2 separate regions of the Homo sapiens genome follow, and region 2 is linked to region 1. A link is a contact called in ENCODE Hi-C or POLR2A ChIA-PET data. All regions are on one chromosome and are shown on one strand. Each heading gives the region's core, a stretch centred on a gene start or an enhancer-like site at or near the end of the contact. The rest is flanking DNA. Distances are from core to core; before and after follow the strand shown.

Evidence for each region. Hi-C counts contacts between places; a loop is a spot of excess contacts on that map. ChIA-PET counts read pairs that join two places held with the same protein, here RNA polymerase II (POLR2A). Pooled maps may share reads with other maps.
Region 2: a loop to region 1 is called in a map of Calu3, with 2.4 times the contacts of the local background. The contact joins two enhancer-like sites. A Hi-C loop is called at or near these places in 3 of 168 maps with a recorded cell type or tissue (Calu3, cardiac septum and vagina), 1 of 37 single-sample maps with no recorded cell type and 2 of 50 pooled maps. POLR2A ChIA-PET finds 5 or more read pairs at or near these places in 1 of 52 experiments (MCF 10A).

The regions. Positions count from the first base shown.
Region 1 is chr7:17,437,514-17,440,942 of GRCh38, forward strand. All of the region lies in intron 1 of LINC02888 (long intergenic non-protein coding RNA 2888), which reads left to right. All of the region lies in intron 4 of LOC105375172 (a long non-coding RNA gene), which reads right to left. Among named protein-coding and RNA genes, the nearest start is that of LINC02888, 64 kb to the left of the region's middle. Within about 2 kb of position 1,583, at least 2 of the 41 ENCODE cell types and tissues checked have a DNase peak (open chromatin) inside an H3K27ac peak, as active enhancers do.
Region 2 is chr7:17,504,517-17,507,945 of GRCh38, forward strand. All of the region lies in intron 1 of LINC02889 (long intergenic non-protein coding RNA 2889), which reads right to left. Among named protein-coding and RNA genes, the nearest start is that of LINC02889, 53 kb to the right of the region's middle. Within about 2 kb of position 1,800, at least 2 of the 41 ENCODE cell types and tissues checked have a DNase peak (open chromatin) inside an H3K27ac peak, as active enhancers do.

The DNA of each region.
Region 1 (3,429 bases), core at 333-2,832:
TTTCATATTGTCTGGAATCACAACAATCCAATATCCCCACTAGGTGACCAAGGAAAGGAGGGTTGGGATGATGTTGGGTGTTTTTTCAAATGTAAATCTATTATGTATGGCTCCCCAAGATAGTTGTGGGAACAAAATTGGAACATGTAACGCATCCATTAAAGGCCTCAAAACTCATGAAATTCATTGTTCATAGAAACATAATGAGTGCAAAAGACTGACATTTCCTTTGCCATTGTTTCTTTCTTTAATGCTCCCTAGTGCCCCATATTCCTACAGGAAACAGCTCCCCATTCCTTCCTCTTAATGGACATCAAAAGGCTTAGAAGCTATTTGTACATACACCATATGTGCATTGTAGAGACTGAAATCAAATCTTATTTCAAGTTCCCAAGTGGGAATTATGGAGGGGACTTGTCAGGGTTACTCCAGGAAATGAAGGTGAAGGTTATCACATTTATTTTCCATATCCAGAAAAATCTCATGTAGCCTATCTCCAATAAGAGATTTGTCTTTCAAAGTTAACTCTATATTTCCCAGAGAGAGTTCATTATGTTTCTTCAAATGCCTTCACACTACAGGAACTTGAGGGTGGAAGAGGAGGATGGAAATTAGCAGGTATAAATGAAAAACATTTATTCATGTAGTCCTACTTCAAATAGTGTTGCTATTCTAATCTGGGATTCTGGCCTCACTCTTTACCATAGCATTTGTTCTTTTCTAAATCTCATTTTCTCATTTTCCCTAAGTTGGTAGCAAAAACAAATTTGGCCATACAAAGCTCAATAGTAATACTGGCTCACAAGTAGAAAAATGTGTATCTTCTTGTCCTTTATATGGTTTCATTTACCTATGTGGGGGGTGTGTGGAAAGAGTGGGGTAGAGGGATTCTAATAAGTCTACAACTTTATTTATTCTACCTTGTTTGAGAAGTCGTTCTTTAAGACTTTAGGTGAAAAGTGTTTGATATCCTCTTTCTGCTTACTTGTCTATGACTCAAAAATATAGTAAGGGAAGAGAAATGTGTATTCCTGGTAATTCTGTCTGTGAGGTCCATTTGAATCCATATTTATGGGGGTTCACTGGTGACAAGAAAGTTTGATCCTGATGAAATCAAATCTAACTAAGAAATCTCAATGTTTTTGGTCAATGTAAGTAAATTTATGTCATTGTTTTCCAAAGTGTATTTCATAAAACACTAGTTCAGAGGCATTATTAATAGGTATCACACAAAAACTAGCTAGTCTCATTTTTTCAGATGTCCAAGAATTACTTGTGAACATACTCCAGTAAGTAAAATATGAATCCAGATAAGAGAGATAAAAACAAGAAAAAATGTTGAGTGAGAAACCAGTAAAACTAATAACCTTCTTAATTGTTAAGAGGCCATGCAGCCTAATGCCTGAGTTTAAGAAAGGATCTTTTAGAAAGGAGGGTGTATTAGTCTGGACTCATGTTGATAATAAAGACATACCCAAGACTGGGTAACTTATAAAGGAAAGAGGTTTAATTGACTCACAATTCCACATGGCTGAGGGGGCCCCACAATCATGGCAGAAGGCAAATGAGGAGCAAAGTCATATCTTACATGGCTGCAGGCAAGAGAGCATGGGCAGGGGAACTCCCTTTTACAAAACCATCAGCTCTAGCAAGACTTATTCACTATCATGAGAACAGCACAGGAAAACCCCACCCCTGTGATTCAATTACCTCCTGCTGGGTTCCTCCCATGACATGGGGGGATTATTACAATTCAAGGTGAGATTTTGGTGGGGACACAAAGCCAAATCATATCATTCCACCCCTGGCCCCTTCCAAATCTCATGTCCTCACATTTCAAAACCAATAGTGCCTTACCAACAGTCCCCCAAATTCTTAATTCATTTCAGCATTAACTCAAAGGTCCATAGTCCAAAATCTTATCTAAGACAAGGCAAGTTCCTTCCGCCTATGAGCCTATAAAATCAAAAGCAAGTTAGTTATTTGCTAGATACAATGGGGGTAAAGGCATTAGATAAATATAGCTGTTCCAAATAGGAGAAATTGGCCAAAACAAAGGGGTTACAGGCCCCATGCAGGTCTGAAATTCCTGCAGGGCAGTCAAATCTTAAACCTCCAAAATGATCTCCTTTGACTCCATGTCTCACATCCAGGTCACAATGATGCAAGAGGTGGGTTCCGACGGCCTTGGGCAGCTCCGCCCCTATGGATTTGCAAGGTACAGTTCCCTTCCCAGGTGTTTTCACAGGCTGGTGTTGCCTGAGGCTTTTCCAGACACACAGCACAAGCTGTCAGTTGATCTACCATTTTGGTGTCTGGAGGACAGTGGCCCCTCTTCTCACAGCTCCACTGGGCAGTACCCCAGTGGGGACTCTGTGTAGGGGCTCCAACCCCACATTTCCCTTTTGTACCGCCCTAGCAGAGGATCTCCATGAGGGCTCCGTGCCTGCAGTAAACTTTTTCCTGGATATCCAGGTGTTTTCATATATCTTCTGAAATCTAGGCAGAGGTTCCCAAACCTCAATTATTGACTTCTGTGTACTCATAGGCTCAATACCATGTGGAAGCTGCCAAGACTTGGGGCTTGCACCCTCCAAAAGCATGGCCTGAACTGTACCTTGGCCCCTTTTAGCCACAGCTGGAGCAGCTGGGAGGCAGGGCACTAAGTCCCTATGCTCACACAGCAGGGAGGCCATGGGCCTGGTGCAGGAAACCATCCCCCACCCCCACCCCCTGCCCGTGGGCCTGTGATGGGAGGGGCTGCCACAAAGGTCTCTGACATACCCTGGAAACATTTTCCCCATTGTCTTGGTGATTAACATTCAGCTCCTTGTTACTTATGCAAAGTTCTGCAGCAGGCTTGAATTTCTCCCCAGAAAATGGGTTTTTCTTTTCTATCGCATTGTCAGGCTGCAAATTTTCCAAGCTTTTATGCTCTGTTTCCGCTTGAATGCTTTGCCACTTAGAAATTTCTTGTGCCAGATACCCTAAATCATCTCTCTCAAGTTCAAAGTTCCACAGATCTCCAGGGCAGGGGCAAAATGCCTCCAATCTCTTTGGATAGGGAAGAATGACCTTTGCTCTAGTTCCCAACAAGTTCCTCATTTCCATCTGAGAGCACTTCAGCCTGAACTTTATTGTCCATATCACTACCAGCATTTTGGTCAAAGCCATTCAACAAGTCTCTAGGAAGTTCCAAACTTTCCAAAATCTTCCTGTCTTCTGAGCCCTACAGTCTCTAGAAAATTCCAAACTTTCCCACATTTTCCTTTCTTCTCCTGAGCCCTCCAAACTGTTCCAACCTCTGCCTGTTACCCAGTTCCAAAGTCAGTTCCAGATTTTCAGGTAATTTTATAGCAGCACCCCACTCTACCAGTACCAATTTACTGTATTAGTCCATGCTCACACTGCTAATACATACCTGAGACT
Region 2 (3,429 bases), core at 550-3,049, 67 kb after region 1:
ATGAATATTTTTTCTAAGCACCAGACAAAACTGAGATCCATTGAGCAAAGCAGAGAAGTTGTAGGTGGTATCTGTAACACCTATACTCCCAGAAGAAGGGTCAGTTCTGCTTGAGAGTATAGAAAAATTTGTAAGTAATTACGCAAATTCCTCCAAATATTTTAATGAGGTCACTCTGAAATAAAGACATAATTATAAGCCCAGGGTTCAAAATAGTAGTTTTGATTATGTTATACAGCCAAATGCTTCCTGTAGAAGCTGCTGTTTTGTCTGAGATCAATAATGTCCTAAGAAACGGCTGAACTAGACCCTCTCGGTCAATCCATCATCAGGACTTGTGATGGAGGGGACTTAGAGTTAACAGTGATTCTGACAGTATCATTTCCCAAAGTACTTGGGAATCAGGAATACATATAGTTTCTCAAGCATACTTGATCCATAAGCATCTGAAATACATTTAAACTTGGTTCCGCAAAGCAAGTCATGGCATAGGAAGGGTGACAATGGCCTTGCCATGCAGGTGGCCCTTCACTGTATGTTGAGTTCTGTGGCTTTTTGAGGGCAGCTCTTGAGCTCTGCCAGATAATGTTGTCATGCAGTCTGTACAGTGGCACCACCATGCCTGCTGTTTTCTCATCTTCCAGTAGGTCCACCAATACTGAGGCTTCCCTTACAACTGTGACATTAAAACCAATTTAAACCAGCTAGGACTATTTGAGAGAAGTTCATTTAGGTCTGAAATATTAAACTAAAATAACTTTAGCTCATCCTTAAGAGCCAATCCTAGGGTTGCTGTTATTTAATGAATAATTACTTTTGAAGAGGTTTTGTAGACTATATTGCTGAAATCTTTCCTCAAGGAGAGTAGTCACTAATTCTGAAATGAATGAATTAGAAAACAGTCAATGCCCAAATCTCCAAATGGCCTTATTGCTTTCTCCCACTGAGCACCTCTGATGAGGCCTCCCTTTGAGGTCTTATCAAATTCTCCCAGATTTCAAGATCTTTCTGAACCACAATTACTCTTGTGTGTCAGTTTTGATATATTTACCATCTGTTGCCTGTTTATAGTGAATACATGCATGTAGTACTATGTATATACAGTGTGTGACTACTTTACAACTGATTTGGTCAAATGGGAATCAAATGAAGGTGAAATTTTATTCAAGGATATATGTTTAATTTAAATCATTTTGCTTATGACATAATCATTGTAGGTTGATTAAATAAAATGATTAACCTACTTAAGAAAAAGCTTGTTCATTACTTAAATCTCAATGACATCAATTTCATTTAATAAAAGTTTTTCATTTATTTACAGGACTGAAATAAAACCCTGGTAAAACTAGATTTTAAGACTCAAAGCAGTGTAGGCCATTCCTATTATACAGCTGATAATGTGGAGAAAAATCAGATCTTTAAGTACTTCATATATATATATATATATATATATATATATATATATATATATAAAATGAGGTGAACATTATAATTTTGCAATATGAATTGGCACTGGCACAGAAGTGATTTAAACAACCGGCTTTACAAATAAGGAGACTCTCATGTGTTTAATGATTTCTTTTTTAAAAAAATGAGAATAAGGGCTAAATGTAAAATTTAGGGGCTTTTGCTAAGTTGGTTTCATTTTAATCTTTCCCTTTACCAAAATAAACTAGTACAAAGAAATGCAAATATTTGAGTATGTGCTAAAATAAACATTGCATCAATCATGTTTGAGGAGGTACAGAGGTAAGGAGGTCAACCGCCTGACTGGAAATGATGGGTGGGGACATGATAGGGAAAATACAAGAAGGGACCTTCACGGCCAAAACCTCAGGGCTCCGCTCTCCTGAAATCAACCATATGGGAGCCTCAAAGTTCAGAAATCACTGCCAACAGACTCCTAGCCTAGGAGGAAAAACTGAGCTTGAAGCTCAGTTGCTGCTCACAGTAGCCCCCAAAGGGTCCCAGTTAACCCCTCATTTATTAGTCTAACAATTTTATTATCTTAGCTAATTTACATATTGTATTTTATGATTGTATGTTGCTCTTCAAGCTATTATTTTTAAACTCAATTTTATTTTCTTTAATCTTCAGTTTCTAGTTTTCATCGTTGGCTCTCTAACGTTTATCATTTGTTATTAATTCTTGGCTTTTACTTTGCCATTTTATAGTGCTCATTTTATACCACTTTATCTTACTGTTTATGTTATCTTGGTTATTTTATCATCTTCTTTAAGATGTTACCCAACTTTTATAACTGGCAAGCAGAAATATTGGCTAAAGGCAGGCATCTGGGAGGTCAGTCCAGGCCCCAAGCAAGAAGAGGTGGAAGATGTTCTTTCTTCCTAGGGGTTTTACAACATCTCTTCCAGATCTCCACAACTGATTCCTAAATTCCCTTCCTAGACACATCATTTCATTGTGAAATCAGTTTGAAAGAAGGATGTGACCACTATCATGGACCCTTTACACTAGGTAACCCTATCAACACACCAGCCCCAGATATGGCCGCAGCATAAGGCTAACATCCATAGCACACATTAAGAGCTTAATTATTGTGGTTACCTTCTCTCATGAATTAGCCAATCCATTTAATGAAACTGGGGAAAACTTCATGATGTCTATCCTATAAAATTGTTGAAATCTAGGTAAACTCTGGGAACAAACTGCACTTTACCAGAAGAAAAGAGGTCACAATCATTGGGAGGAGAAGGAAGTCCAATTCAAGGAGAGAAACTGGCCGACATTCTCCAGGCTTAGTCTTTTGTTTTCCTCTATAATGAAATGGTTTCATTCTTTTTCTCTTGCTACTTAAATAACAATCTTTTGGAAAACTCAAATGACATAAAATTCTAAGAAAGAAAGTAAAAACATGATATCCCACCCCCCGAGATACCACGTTTAAATAATCACCATTAACATTTTAGCACCCATCATTTCATGTAGTTCCCTGTGTACAAATACCCACAGGCATATGTCCTTTTAGATTTAGGCACATGTCATTTAGATAAACAAACTAGTTGATGAACTTCCATGTACAGACATATGTACACATACAAAGATACACATATGTATTAGTAAGGAATGGCTAGCAGTGATGCCACTATAATGCCCAAAAATAAATATTATCTTTTTAGGTCAGCTGTATTTATGCTCAAAGTTATCTTTACTCCTATATTCTGGCTGAGGAAGAGGTTGTTGCACTTGTAATGGCAAAAGGAAAAAGAATATGGTGACACTACTTCACTGAGACCCAGGCAAGAGTTGCCCTGCTCTAGTCCACACTCTTTAGTCTGATCTGGCCTTCCTCTAGTCATGTGCCTCTTTATGAAGAGAGCAGTCTGAAGGGCTAAAGGTCATGGCTTCTCTGAGTCCATTTATCTATTCCCATTCCAATGTACACTCTGCTGCAAGTCCTGTGAGCGT